Regions from separate parts of the Homo sapiens genome. Here region 2 is linked to region 1. Evidence: chromatin contacts called from ENCODE Hi-C or POLR2A ChIA-PET data. All regions are on one chromosome and are shown on one strand. The core of a region is the stretch at or near the end of the contact, and the rest is flanking DNA. Distances in the headings are between cores, read along the strand shown.

Region 1 (7,850 bases), core at 1,530-4,029:
GGAAAGCTAACAAATGTTAGGGAAAGCACAGCAATATGATCCCTATCTACTCTATTGACGGGATAATCATTCGATGGCCAAGAGAAGATAAGGCGTTGGAATGAAAGAACTTCAGTTCCAGCTTGGCCAAGAGAATTTAAGAGCATCTGTGATTAACCCAGGCCAAGTGCCCTAGCCCAGGTGTATATCTTGGTGAGTCAAGGGGTTTGGTGTCCATGAGTCACCCTCCATCCCTGCTCTCTGAGGGCCTGGGATGGGAGAGCCACCAAAACGGCTGGGGGCGGGGGAGGAGCACTAGCTGTTGAGACGGGAAGTCTGAAGTCAGGAAGGCTAGAGATATTCCCTAGGAAAAGGAATATACTACAGGCAACATTGTGTTGCGGGCTGCAGCTATATACACACACACACACACACACAGATAGGGGACAAACTAGTTAGGATTGCTTTTTTTTTTTTTTTTTTGAGACGGAGTCTGGCTGTGGCCCGGGCTGGAGTGCAGTGGCGCGATCTCTCACTGCAAGCTCCGTCTCCCGGGTTCACGCCATTCTCCTGCCTCAGCCTCCCAGGATTGCTTTCATAGAACGTGCTACAGCATTCTTTTTTCATCTTCTCCCCAATCCATTCTCCCCTCACCAGCTGTCAAGCCCCTTCCTACCGGCCTAGTCCATTTCACATGCCTTATCTTTTTTTTTTTTTTTTTTTTTTTTTTTTGAGACGGAGTCTCGCTCTGTCGCCCAGGCTGGAGTCCAGTGGCGCGAGGTCGGCTCACTGCAAGCTCCACCTCCTGGGTTCTGGCCATTCTTCTGCCTCAGCCTCCCGAGTAGCTGGGACTACAGGCGCCCGCTGCCACGCCCGGCTAATTTTTTGTATTTTTAGTAGAGACAGGGTTTCACCGTGTTAGCCAGGATGGTCTCGATCTCCTGACCTCGTGATCCGCCTGCCTCGGCCTCCCAACACATGCCTTATCTTGCCAGTGTCATTGCCAAGCTACGTTTGTATGCTTACAAATCTGTAGATTACTGGATCTCAATGTGTGGGCCTCTGACCAGTAGCACTGTCATCACCTTTGAGCTTTTTAGAAACACAAATTCTAGCAAAATCTCTGGTGAAGAAACCCAGCCAGAGATGTGTGCTTTAATAAGCTAAGTGATTGCTAAGCAATGTAAGTTTAAGAACCATGGTTTCAAAAGACTGGGCACATGTGGTAACCTATGAGAACTCAGGCATAGCATCTTAATCTTTTCACTATTGTGTCCCCCGCCTTTTTTTTTTTAATCACAATTTCTCTGAAAGATACTTTACGTAAGCAACCCATAATGTAACTTAAATATCTTGGTAAATTCAAAGTTCAAGCTATATAACCGTCATACCTACTGAACTGCTGATGGGTTAGCACCAAACCTTCCAGCCTGATGGGAAATCTCACATCACAGCTTCCAACCATGTTCTGAATTTTAAAATCGAGGAATCTGGCAGGGAACCCAAGCTTCTGCACCACACGAGCATATTTTCTTGCTGCAAGTCGAGACTGCTCTTCACTGGGGAGGGGCAAATATGTTTAAAGATGTCTTAATCGCTACATCCTCTCAACTACTGGTGTTGTATTGGATTGTTACCATTTGTACCACGTTTATCTTTCAATGTATACTATGAAGCTGTAGGCTTTGTGAGGAGGACTTACTTCCCATACTTTCGTCCCTAGCACCTTATAAAAGGTCTTGTAAAATTGTACAGCTGTTGAACAGAATCATAAATTTTTGTCTTCATTTGTCACCTTTCATATATGAAGTACTTTTACTTTTACTTGGGTGTTATTTGCTAAAACGATTCCAAGGATTCGCAAAGTGTGTCCCCAGACCAGCAGCTTCACCTGGGAACTTGTTAGAAATGCAAAGTCCCAGGTTCCACCTCAGACATGCAGAAACTCTGGGGGTGGGGCCGAGCAATCTGTCTTTTAACAAGCCCTCTAGGTAACTGTGCTGCTCACTGCAGTTTGGGAACCATTCATCCAGTCTCAAAGTATGTCCCATTTAGAAGAGAACAATGGCTGGGCACAGTGGCTCACGCCTGTAATCCCAGCACTTTGGGAGGCTGAGGCAGGCAGCTCACCTGAGGACAGTAGCTCGAGACCGGCCTGGCCAACATGATGAAACGCTGTCTCTACTAAAAATACAAAAAAATTAGCTGGACATGGTGGCGGGCACCTGTAATCCCAGCTACTCAGGAGGCTGAGGCAGGAGAATCACTTGAACCTGGGAGGCAGAGGTTGCAGTGAGCTGAGATCGCGCCATTGCACTCCAGCCTAGGCAACAAGAGTGAAACTCCGTCTCAAAAAAAAAAAAAAAAAAAAAAAGAAAACAACAAGAAAAAATAAGGACACATGCATACAAAAAAAAATCGCATATAAGGAGGTAAGATATGTGCTGATTGAGTGGCACAGACAAGGTATCAGTTCTTGAGTCTTTATTGGACACACTGTCCAAAACAACCACATGAAAATACCTCAAAACCCCCCTTGTTTTGCTCGGCTTTCTCACCCAATCTTCAATTCAATTCAAACTCAACACAAGAAGGACAGGAATTTGTCCTACTCTGTGGCTATGTCCTTTAAGTGTCTGTCCTGCTGCACCCCTAAATTCATAGCAGAGCCTGTGGAGTCCTGAGAGGTGAGGCTTCATTTCTCCTTAGGTATTTTTCAACTGTTAGTGACAAAACAAAACAGTAGGTAGCAACACCTGCAGGGTGAATCAGGTGAATTCCACCCCCCTCATGGGTTTGGCCCTATTTTTAGGCTGTAAATCAGAAACACCTGAAAGAAAAGCCAGTTTGAACTTGTTTGCCTGGACTAAAGCAAGTGTTTGATTCTCTTATCCAGATCCTTCACCAACACTGCCCCCTCTTGGGTATTCGTTACTACATACATGTGTCACCTCATTTAATGTTGATTCTCCTCACCCACTTTAAAAAAAAAAAAAAAAAAAAAAAAAGAGATTGGGTTTTTGCTCTGTTACCCAGGCTGGAGTGCAGTGGCATGATCATAGCTCACTGCAGCCTTGAACTTCTGGCCTTAAGTGATCCTCCTGCCTCAGCCTCCTAAGTAGCCTGCAGGGGCATGCACCACCACACCTGCCTAAATTTTTATAGAGACAGGGTCTTGCTGTCTTGCCCAGGCTGGGCTCAAACTCCAGGACTCAAGTGACCCTCCCAACCTCAGCCTCCCCAAGTACTGAGGTTACAGGTGTGAGCCACTGCACATGGCCATCTGTTGATCTGGTATCTACTCACTAGATTGACTACAGCTGCACAGCACTGCCCTTGGCTCTCTTCACCCACTTCTCACTCTTGAAATGTCCTTAGCAAGGCCATGTCCCCAGGTTAGCAGTAAAATAAACTGTTTCCATTTTGAACTACATTTTGCCTAACTAATCTATTACATTTCCCGTAATGTAAATAAGTTCAAATTTGTTCAAGTTTGCATAGTCCTGTAGTTTCTTGGGATATCAGCTGTGATATTCTAAGGACACAGAAGTTTCTATTGAAACAACTAATAGTTGAAAGTCTATATACATGTTCATTGTACAAACATTAGAAAGTAGTTTAAAAATCTTAAAATCTCACCCATACTGGTGTTAACTACCTAAATTTGATCTTCTGCACTTTTCCTACGCAAACACAGGTATCCCTCATACTCTTGCTGTTACAACAAAAGAGAATAGGTTTGGATAAAATGTGGAGATAATACTGGCACCTCTTATTAACTAAATTCTCACAACTCACTATCCAAAACTTCAAAACCAAATATATTTGGATAAAAAGTATCTCTTATTATCTGAACTCATTATCCAAACTTTCACTATCAGATTTTAGGAATAAATTCAGATAAGAAAAGACACTCATGAATGTGTGTAATATGTGTAACATGAGCATATTTTACAATGAAAGTTGGATAACAAACACCATTTAGCTGCTTACTTCTCCCTCTGCAATCCAACTTAATACAATGTGACCATCCTTTCAGCTCAGTATGTGTACTATATGGCTAATACAATTTTACTTTATGACTTCAAATTGAAACCCTATTATTAATTAGGTTTTCCCTGTTCTATTGCTGAAATGAACATTATTACAGACATCTTGCACAACTGTCCAATAATCACTTTAAAATGGAGATTCCTGGGATCAACATAAGAGAAAGTCCAGCAATGTACTCAGACACATGTGAAGAACTTAATATGTAAAAACAGATTGGGGGAAATGTAGTAACAATGGATCCTTCAATAAATGTATCTGAGTACCGACTGATCATTTGGGAAAAATAATTATCTTACATTGAAACAAAATTCTAGATCTGCTCTGTCCAATTAATATAAATTCAGTCCCTCAGTTGTATTAGCTGTATTTCAAGTGCTCAGTAGCCACATCTGACTAGTGGCTATATCATTGCATTAAACAGTGCAGATATAGAACATTTCCATCTAGAGAAAGCTCTAAGTGAATCAAAATACCAGCTATCCTTTTCCTATCACAAAGCAGGACCTGAAAAAGACCAAAAAATATATGAAAGTCAATATTTGTATAATACTGTGCACAAATGCCTTAAGGGCAAAGCCAAATGTAGAAAACAAAGAAAAAAATGGGATAAAATGAGTATACCCTTCAAAATTTGTGTTTTTTAAAAAACCCACCATAGGCCAGATGTAGTAGCTCACGCCTGTAATCCCAGCACTTTGGGAGACCAAGGTGGGAGGACTACTTGAGCCCAGGAGTTCGAGACCAGCCTGGGCAATATGGGGAAACCCCCGTCTCTACAAAAAAAAAAAAAAAAAATTAGCCAGGCCTGGTGGTGCATACCTGTGGTCCCAGCTACTTAAGAGGCCGAGCTGGAAGGATGGCTCCAGCCCGGGAGGTGGAGGTTGCAGTGAGCCCAGATCACACCACTGCACTCCATCCTGGATAACACAGTGAGACCGTGTCTCAGAAAAAAAAAAACAACAAATAAACAAACAACAAAAAAAACACCATAAAATACCATAAACAGTAATCTGAGAAAAAATATTTACAGTATAAAATGGTGAAAATAGTTAACAAAACAAAAACAAAAGATAAATCTCTCCATAGATAACTGAGCAAATGACATAGCAATTTCTGCACTTCTAAAAAGTTATTTAATCTCACTAGTAAATCAAAGAAATGTAAAACAATGTAACTTTTTGTCAATCAATTTAGCAAATATAAAAAGAATATCGACACCCAGTGTCCACAGGATAAAATGAACACTTAGTACATTTATAGAGCGAGAAATTGGCACAACTTTTCAGGAGGAGAATTTGCTTCTTATCTTTTAACACCTACAGGAGAAAACAGGCTCTGCCACTACAGAGTTATGGTGAAAGAATACCCATCAACACAGGGCTTCCTCTGCGTGAGATCCAGGAGAGATGAGATTTTTAAGGGATGCCTCCTGAGCTAATGCAAGCTAATGCTCAAGGAATGTCTAATTGAGCTCCTTTAGAAAGTTCTATCCATTTATCTGCAATGAGGAAAATCCACAATAACTACTTCCCCAGACTTATAACACACTTCATCATTACTGTAACTTAAAAAAAATTCACCTTAGAAACAAGTTGTAGCAGCGCAGTTAAGTCCCCTCGGTTTAATAGGGGAAACTGTAAAATGGGGATATGTCAGTATTTTATTATTTTTTTTAATAGAGACAGGGTCTTGCTCTGTAACTCAGACTGGACTGCAGTGGTATGATCATAGCTCATTGCAGCCTCAAACTCATGGGCTCAGGTGATCCTCCCACCTCAGCTTCCCAAGTAGCTAGGACTAGAGGCATGCACCACCACATCCAGCTACTTTTTAGATTTCTCTTTTTTTTTTTTTTTTTTTTTTTAACAGAGATGGAGTCTCACTGTGTTGCCCAGGCTGGTCTCAAACTCCTGGGCTCAAGCGATCCTCCTGCTTAGGCCTCCCAAAGTGCTGGGATTACAGATGTGAGCCACCATGCCTGGCCCAAGTCAGTATTTATAGGAGTGTTTTTAACCCAAAATGTGGCATTTCATTGAATAAAGTCTTCAGCAAAGAAAGGCATTTTGCTTCTACTATGTGCTTTAGCACATTAATTCTATGCTTCCTTGTTTTACATACTAAATTGTTTCTCTGGTAGGGGTGGAGGGATGATTCCTCATACCTTTTGGCTCCCGTGCAGACCATCTTCCCAGAGCTAAATATAAGGGCTGTTGTCCTGGGCTCTCGGATCCTCATTATGACAGCAGCAAACCTCTATACCCAGAAACCAAAAGAGAATTAGCCTCTGCTAGGAGTTAACATTATCCCAGTTGAAAAAGCCGAGCTGAATATGAAAATCTCAAACAGATTGGATGGGAAAACTAAATGTCTGGGTCTTTTCTCCCTACATTAAGGTTAACAAAAATAATGATGATTCTAAAATGTACTTATTAACAGGTAAAAATAATATCAGTAACTCTTAAATTTGAATGCCTGTTATGTTTCAGTTCCTATTTATTCTCATGATAGGATGAACTTGTGTTTATTATCCTCATTTAGTGCTCAGGGAAAACAAGTAGCAATATAACCTCCAATATTACACAGGAAGTGGTAAAGTTAAGATTCAAAACCCACACTAATCAGATTCTCTGCTTTTTACTTTGACACACTTCCTTTTTCTTTTGAAGAATCTTTTGGGAAAAAAATAAGTATGTTAAAGGCTCACCAAGACTTCAGAATGTACTGAAAAATGACCAAAATGCAGAAGAGTCTGTATGATAGGCATGCTAAAGATGAATGACAGAAAGTTGATGTCAAGGTTCTTGCCTCTTATAGTTCTCAAAGTGTCATTCAAGACCAGCAGCATCAGCAAGCCCTGCAGGTGAGGCTGACACTCGTGAGGGTAGGGAACCTCTGGCCTGCCACATGGACGTGTCATCAAATGGCCTGCTCCTACACAGATAGTCTCTTCACCCCAACTCCTCTCCCCGGTTAAGCTAGGAAGGAAACTGGGGTGGGTGCTAGCTTAAGGGCCAAGCCAGAATTTCTCTGGGTGTCAAGCACAAGTTCAGAGAGATCCTATACACTCATCCCCAGCCCTGCCCACCCCTACCCCTCGTCCAAAATGAGAGGTGTGCTGAGGATGGTGGACAATAAAAGTTGCCTAAAATGCTGATTGTTCAATAATGTGATCACAGCTGCAGCTGTGAGGATCTTAGCTCATCTTTGTGTCTGTCCTCACCATTGTCAGCTGTATGAAATATCAAAAGGAAAGCTTTATTGTATTCGGGTAACATCGAGGTAACATTTAAATTCAGATGTCAGCAACAATACTAGGGCAACAGCAAAAACAAATAATAGTTGATGCCTGCAAGGTCTCTGGGTTCCTACGAATGTGACCTTTTTTCATCTAATTCCATAAATCCTCCACCACCTAAGCCAGTGAACTTTTTCCCAGTAGGAAGCAGGTCTTACTCATCTTTGTACTCCTAAGTACAGAGCCTGGCAAATCGTTAAAAGTTGATAGGATTGACAAACCCAATTACCCTAGGTAAACAAGCCATTGAAAACAGGATGCCTGGCCTTGGCAGGATACAAGAAAGAATAGATTTTATTAAACTTTGAGGAGGACGAAAAAAAAAATCCCTGAATCTTACATTAGTAAATAGGAGCTTGAACTTTATACTTTAAGCAGTTTAGCCTTCTCAGATAAGAGGAATTGTAATGGAAAGATACATAAGTGTCAGGTAGCTGAGACAACATTTGGCAAAAATTATTTCCAGAAATTTGATGGCATTTTAAGATAGTTAGCATCCCAATAGTCAGGTGAAATTTTTTTT
Region 2 (7,850 bases), core at 3,968-6,467, 94 kb before region 1:
ATTGGGCTTCTATTATAATACCCTGATCTCTTTAGGCCCCACTAGGTAGTTTCAATTTGAGCACAATTCCAGTGTTGCATATTTGGAGGAGACTGGCTAGAAATTTCTCCCTTCTTTGTGGTTTTTATTGAATTTCTCTGGTAAAAATATATTAATGGCTTTTCCTATGCCACTCTCATCCTCTCCTGCACTGAATAATTTCTGTTCTGGAGTAGTAGTTTGTAAATTTGAGTAAGGTATGAATTATATCCAAAAGAAGAAATGTATTGAGGTTCTTCAGTATAGATGTAATTTTCTAATTTCTATGTTACAAATATATATGCAGCTATAAAGAGCAAATAAATACATAACACCTCAATATTATTTTGATATTAATTTGGTTAGAGTTTGGAAAACTAAATTGAGGCGTGATATATATATATACACACACACACATACCAACATGGTGTGTGTGTATATATATAAAAAAATATAAAATATATAAAAATATATATAAAATATATAAAAATATATATATACCAACATGGTGTGTGTATATATATATATGTGTATATATATATATATATGTATATATATATGTATATATATATGTATATATATATGTGTGTATATATATATATATGTATATATATATATATATACCACCATGGTGTATATATAAATATATATATATATACACCACCGGGGTGTATATATAAAAATATATATATACACCACCGGGGTGTATATATAAAAATATATATATACACCACCATGGTGTATATATAAAAATATATATATACACCACCGTGGTGTATATATAAAAATATATATATACACCACCGTGGTGTATATATAAAAATATATATATACACCACCGTGGTGTATATATAAAAATATATATATACCACCGTGGTGGTATATATAAAAATATATATATATATACCACCGTGGTGGTATGTATAAATATATATATATATTTAAATATATATATAAATTTAATATATAACTCATTCTCACTACTTTTCTCCACTTGAACTGCAACTGGAATCTTTGATCACACATCTTCTGGCTTTCATTTTCATTCATTAAATCAGGTTTGCTAGCACATTGGAGCATAGTAGGTGTTAAATCGTTAGTAAATGCACGAGCTCTAAAGTACATCCTTTTTGATTATCCTTGGGCATTTTTCTCACCTATACATTCCATACATAGTAGCAATAATTATGGCAAATGTTACTGTCCTTCAAAGTGTCGTTATGTAAAAATGAACTGATTTTTAAAAGGTCTGCCTAAGTGTGAACCGAGGTCTGGAGCTATCACCTCTTCATAAGATCCCAGGTAATGCAGATTAACTTCTGTTTTGCATCTGGGTAATGTTTAATTATTTGTTGATTATTGTAGAAGTGTTTTTGGATAAAAAGCTCTTTCTCAGATTGTCTTTTACTTTGCTTTCTAAAACTAGGAGGGAAGTATAATACATGATGGGACTGAGTGTTAGTATGGACATATTGTCAAATGTTTTCATAGGGAGAACTTGGTGTACCTCATTATTTAGATTTTTTTATAACTTAAAATGTGGTATGTTTTGAACTTTTAGTTTATCAGAAAATGTTGACTTTTGATGTAATGGCTACTTCTGTAGCTACGGTGATCTTCAGCAAGTTTCACTTTCTAAACTTTTATCTTTTCTGTGCAGTGGTTGCAGGTTGTGAGGTATGGAGATACTGAGGGGTACGAGGCACTGTTTGTGGTGACATGAGAGCCACTAGCGGACAGAGACTGGGGAGAAGGATTGATCAGCTGGCGCATTAGCCCCAAGATGCAGGTGAATTTGGGAACAGAAAGAGGGCCAAATGAGATGTTTGTGAAAATACTTTGTCGATTTAAAACATTCCTTCCAGCTCAGGTGCTGTTATGTTTAGGGAAGATGTGCGTGTTTTCTCTTTCTAGTGGGCTATTGTTAGCTACAAGGTGACCTTGCCTCCTGCTTTGAGGGAGAAGGAAAAAGCTGGACCCACAAGACACAAATCCCAGCAGTCTGTGGTTACTGCTGGAATGATTACTGTTCTTTATTTGTACTATTAGTTGTCTCTAAGATTGGTAACAGGAAAGTGAGAATAAGCTTACTCTCAGAAATTTTTGTTGAGGGAGTTTTGTATAATTTCTGACTATTACCACATTCCCCTTTACTTCGACCCTCTTGGTTTTGCTGTTTGCTGTGCTCTAGTTTTACCATCTAATAACCCAGCACTAAAATCTGATCTTGGGTATCAGATTCTCCTTTGTGGTTTGGTTTGTTAATAATTGAAGTACCTAATGGTTCTGGGTGTGAACTGTGCATACTTGACAATCTAGAACCAGGGAAGTGAGTTTCCTATTGAAGTAATTAATAAAACCTTGTGGCTCTTAAAAATATATAAAAACTGTTACACAGAAATAACCAAAATGTAAACTTAACAGGATATAGTTTAATTATGTTTTTATAACATAAACCTTAAAGATAGAAGTATTTTTAAGCTTGTTGGTGTCCTGTTCCTTTCTAGTTTGGGTGTGTAGGAGTCTTTTTTATCAGGAATTTTGTTAGTGCTAATGCTGGGGTGGCTTTTTTTTTTTAAATCTATGTAAACATGACCCTATTAGACAGCTGTGTTTAATGTAGTAAAGACTCATGGGGAGACTTTATAGTGTTTCTTGTTGGGACTTAGTGTCTGTATATTTTAGTATTTAAAGGATGTGGTTTGGTGCTTTGAAAATGAGAGGGAGGTCACCTAACTCATAGCTGAATGCCTGCGTGTCTAGATTGTTCCGTCCTGGAGGTTATTAACAACATGAAAGTTGTTTTTATTCTAGTTAAACTGATAGTATTAAGTTAAATAACTTTATTGTGGAAGTGTTTGTTTACACATGGCTGCTGAGTAGAATTTTCCTTAAAATCTGATTACATAGGAATGTTTTAGTAAATAGAGTGCTGGAAAAAAGCTGCTACACAAGCCAGAGCCTGTTGTGCTTTGCAGAACAGTAACCAAGATGAAGAGTGGCCTCTTTTTCTCCACCTTTTCCACCGCTCATCTCAGAGAAAGCAGGGCGCTAATCAGGTGGAGCTGCTTAATTGCATTAAGTTCATGGGCTGCTCAAGGGTTGATTAGTCAGACTCATAAACTTCCAGTTATGAGATGCTTGCTGACTGGCTGGTTTAAGTCCTTAGGGTTTGATGCACATTCACTCTAATGAGTACTTACATGTACAGGGCACTGTGCTGTGTGCCCTGTGATGGACACAGAAAAGAATAAGATTACTTCTATCTTGAAGACAGGGTAGAACCTGGGAAGTGTCCCAGGGTAGAAACTGGGAAGGCACAGTTCTGGGAATTCAACGGAGGCATGTAGTTAGTAGCCATTGGGTAATATTGATGGGGTGGGGGTGGGGCAGTAGATGTGATCTGGGCAACGAGGAGCCAGTTGGAGAAGTGGTTTCAGTAGTTGCAGTGGGTAAAGCATGATAAAGATGCTCACAAAGCAGAGAGGAAAAGTAAAATTGACAGGATCAGGCCACTGTGAACATGAAGGGCAAGTTAGAGGAACTCAGGCGGAAGCTCTTCATCAGGAGCCCTGGAGCTTTCCCCAAAATCCTACCAAAATCACTTATGTATGTGCTTTGGTATTTTTGGGTGGCAGAGAACTTAGACCTTTTCTCACATGTTCGGAAGGGTCCAGCATCCAAAAAAGATTGACCACTGCTGCGCTGAGTTTTCATCCATTGGTGACAAGATGGTCAGACTTCTAGAGAAATAAGGTAGTTTTGTGGTAGAACAAACTCTTCCTTGTGGGAGGTATAGTGGGATTTGGGGAATAGGGTTTATGAAATGGTCCCCAGAGTGGGATGGCTTGCCTTTTCAAACTGGGTTTCCCACCCAGCAAGTTAAGTTGACCCATTGCAGTGGATTGAGTGGAGGGCAGGTGAAGGGCAGGTGTTTTCAAGTCAAAGGAGTTCAGGTGAAGGGCAGGTGCTTTTAGTCAAAGGAGTTCCTTAGCATTATTTCCTCCTTTATTTGGAGATCAGATTGAAGATGTAGGGGACTAGAATGCAGTTGTAGTTTGTGGTGTTTACTTTTTATGGAAAAGTGCCTCTTATGTGAAAAGTCTTCTGTGCTTGATCCTGGGGGTAGGGGGGTTATAAAAATGTCATACCTGGGATCCTGCCCTTAAGGAGTTGATGGTAGGTAATGCTTTCCTTTGGCTTTTTGTTCATCTTGAGTCTGTGTATGTTCAGTTATCTTCAGCCATTTCCTGGGCAATGGGAAACATTTCTGTTAAAACAAACTTCTGACTTTGATCTGTGACTTATATTTCTTTTTAGATAATGAAGAACCACTGGGATTAGAGGGTGTATAAAATACAATAATAAGTATAGTGTATGTAGGAACCTCTGTACAACCAATTTGGTGACTTTTAGGCAACTCATTTGACTATTTGACTGTTTGTTACATGAGTGTGCATTTGGCTTTGTTTAAAATTCCTCTATAAAGCACATTTTAAAAAATGACCCAGTACTTAGTATATAAGATGAACTGCCATTTGTATAATTGATCATTTAAAAATGCTTATTATACTTTTAATCAATCAGTTTCCATGTTTATGAAATGGGAATAATTATTATATCTAGCTCATAGAATTGTCCTGAAGATGAAATTTATATCCATATATACATAATGAAGCTCTTTAGAGCAATGTATAACTACATGCCAACTGTTCAAAAAATATTAATGGCTACATCACTATTAATATTTTAAAATTAGTACTGTCATTTTCCCTTCCTACATGACTGAATGTAGGAGGTGACTATTTTTGTTATAAAAGGATTTCCAATGAGATACCTTTGAATGGTAAAATTTCCTATGCATTTATTTAAATGTTTATATATATATGTCTTTAAAGTATGAAAGTTAAGTGCACTTATACAAGGCAGATTCAGGTACTAATTAAACTGCTCATTTAGATTACAGAATGAGGGACTGAAAATTATATGTATTTAATTAGGAATTGGATTGATTGGTCTTGACTGCTGTTGTCTTTCAGTTCTTTTTTATTGTTATACTTCCCATGTGTTTGTCTCCTTTTCTTTTTATCTTTTAAAAATTGCTTTCTGATTTATTTCCTGTTCAGTTTTCAGTAATGGGTGTAGAATAGGGCAAGAACTTATGTTGGTGCCCGTTGTTTGAACCAGGAAGGAGCAACTGCATCAGACAGCCTGGGGCTCAGTTGGGAGGGACTTCAGATCAGTCCCTGCAGAGCTGCCTGGCCCAGGGAACCACTGAATTCCAGTTTCCTAACTCCAAATCGGACAGTTTGTGGGTCTACACTGTATGTACATAATGAACATTTTAAGGCTCATTCATCCAGTGTTTTCCACATGCTCCCATTTGTTTAGTTCTCCTTTTTAAAAACCAATAATTATGGAAAAATTTAGCTATGTACAGAAATAGTAGTGAGAAACCCCCCACTTAGCCATCATGCAGCTTCAGCAGTTGATCATCTCATAGCCAGTCTTGTTTGCTCAATACTCCCAACCATTTCTTTTCTCCCATTTTATTTTGCAGGAAATCCCAGACATTATATCATTTAATCTAAAAGTATTTCAGGATGTATCTGTAAGAGATGAGGACTCAAAAATGCATACACACATTTTGAGAACTTCCCAGAAATGTAAAAAAAAAAAATGCTATACACATATAGAATATATACATGCACGCACACACACACACACACACACACACATATATACTATTTTATGGTCTGTCTGACTCAGAATCCTATGTGGTGTGTTTGGTTGGTAGGTCTCTTCACTCTTTTTTTTATTTTATTTTTTTTTTTTTTTTGAGACAGTCTCACTCTGTCGCCCAGGCTAGAGTGCAATGACACTATCTTGGCTCACTGCAACCTCCACCTCCTGGACTCGAGATCCTCTTGCCTTAGCCTCCTGAGTAGCTGGGACCACAGATGTCCACCACTGTGCCTGGCTAATTTTTGTATTTTTAGTAGAGACAGGGTCTCACCATGTTGCCCAGGCTGGTCTCTAACTCCTGAACTCAAGGGATTCACTCACCTTAGCCTCCCAAAGTGCTGGGATTACAGGCATGAGCCACTGCACCTGGTCCATGCTTATGGTTATATTTTAATGCTATTTTCTTCTATTCTCTAGCATTTCTCATTCTATGGAACAATTTTTTGTAAATAAATCCGTTATAAATTGACACCACAACAGTATATCTGTGCATGTTCTCTTCCATGTGTTCTGTATAGTTGTACCAGCCTTACTCTTTGATAATGTCATCGTCCTCAGGCCTCCGCTCAAGACTATCATATTCAATTTTTGAAGTCTCTTTTTGCCAAAAATAAAACTTGAATGTTTCTAATGATGGCTGCTTTTATTGCTAAGTTGATTTCAATACATTAGAAAATTACAGATTTGGAAATGAAAAGACTAAGGAATTGATGCATCTCTCTCAAATGTGCCTTGAGGGCAGAAATTCCTCAGTTTTGTTCATGCTGAAGCCGCAGGCTAGCACAATATCCGACACTTAGAGGGAAGTTAAATATTTGATAAACAAATGAATTTAATTTTAAGTAAGGTGTCAAACTTGAGGCATCCAGAATTGAACCTGAAGCCACAGTTCTGCCTCCTTTCACAGTCACACATCTTATACTCCACTTACCACTTGAAGATAAGCTTGCTGAGGAGTACCCTGCCATGGGCCCTTCAGAATCTCCTTTCCTCATTGCATAGTGTAGTGGTAAGAGCGTAGGCTTTGACTCCTGACCGCACACATATTGAGCTCTATGATATGCTTCCTGTGCGAACTTAGCAAGTTTCTTAACTTGCCTCTGATTCAGTTTCTCCATCTACAATTGGAGATAAGAGTATGTACTTCTTTTTTTTTTTTTTTTTTTGAGATGGAGTCTCGCTCTGTCGCCCAGGCTGGAGTGCAGTGGCACGATCTCAGCTCACTGCAACCTCTGCCTCCCGGATTCAAGCAATTCTCCTGCCTCAGTCTCCTGGGTAGCTGGGACTACAGGCACGTGCCACCACACCCAGCTAATTTTTTGTATTTTTAGTAGAGACGGGGTTTCACTGTGTTAGCCAGGATGGTCTCGATCTCCTGACCCCATGATCTGCCCGCCTCGGCCTCCCAAAGTGTTAGGATTACAGGCATGAGCCACTGCGGCCAGCGAGTATGGACTTCTTTTATGGGTATTGTGACCTTGATCTTTGTAAGTTCCTTAAGCCATCTCTGATTCAGTTTCTTCATCTACAGTTGTAGATAAGAGTATGTACTTCTTGGGGTTTTATGGGTATTTTGAGCTTAAAACAGTACCTGGCACATAGTAAACATTGTAGAGGTATTAGAGCTGTTATTATTCTAGAATAAAAACAAGTTATTCTCCTCTTACTCATTTTTACCTTTTATCTCTAGCTCTACCTTGGTTTCTTTTCTTAGGCCTAAAAACAGGCCAGGCGTGGTGCCTCACGCCTGTAATCCCAGCACTTTGGGAGGCCAAGGTGGGTGCATCACAAGGTCAGGAGATCGAGACCATCCTGGCTAACACGGTGAAACCCCATCTACTAAAAATACAAAAAATTAGCTGGGCATGGTGGCAGGCGCCTCTAGTCCCAGCTACTCGGGAGGCTGAGGCAGGAGAATGGCGTGAATCTGGGAGGCGGAGCTTGCAGTGAGCTGAGATTGCGCCACTGCACTCCAGCCTGGGCGACAGAGCGAGACTCCATCTCAAAAACAAAAAAAAACAAAAAAAAAAAAGCCAAAAAAAACCCCCCAAAAAAACCAGTTCTCTAAGATACAAAATCCTTGCCAT

What was found. A loop is a pair of places that touch in the nucleus more often than their neighbours do. ChIA-PET counts read pairs that join two places held with the same protein, here RNA polymerase II (POLR2A). Pooled maps may share reads with other maps.
Region 2: a loop to region 1 is called in a pooled map, with 3 times the contacts of the local background. The contact joins two enhancer-like sites. A Hi-C loop is called at or near these places in 6 of 50 pooled maps. POLR2A ChIA-PET finds 5 or more read pairs at or near these places in 5 of 52 experiments (CD4-positive, alpha-beta T cell, activated B cell, activated CD4-positive, alpha-beta T cell and 1 more).

What each region holds. Positions count from the first base shown.
Region 1 is chr14:55,427,437-55,435,286 of GRCh38, forward strand. TBPL2 (TATA-box binding protein like 2) reads right to left here. Exons shown (of 7, transcript NM_199047.3): 4 at 6,194-6,285; 5 at 1,371-1,538. It also overlaps a transcript of FBXO34 not described here. Among named protein-coding and RNA genes, the nearest start is that of TBPL2, 9.3 kb to the right of the region's middle. Within about 2 kb of position 2,780, at least 2 of the 41 ENCODE cell types and tissues checked have a DNase peak (open chromatin) inside an H3K27ac peak, as active enhancers do.
Region 2 is chr14:55,331,139-55,338,988 of GRCh38, forward strand. The region is part of intron 1 of FBXO34 (F-box protein 34); the gene reads left to right. Among named protein-coding and RNA genes, the nearest start is that of FBXO34-AS1, 63 kb to the left of the region's middle. Within about 2 kb of position 5,218, at least 5 of the 41 ENCODE cell types and tissues checked have a DNase peak (open chromatin) inside an H3K27ac peak, as active enhancers do.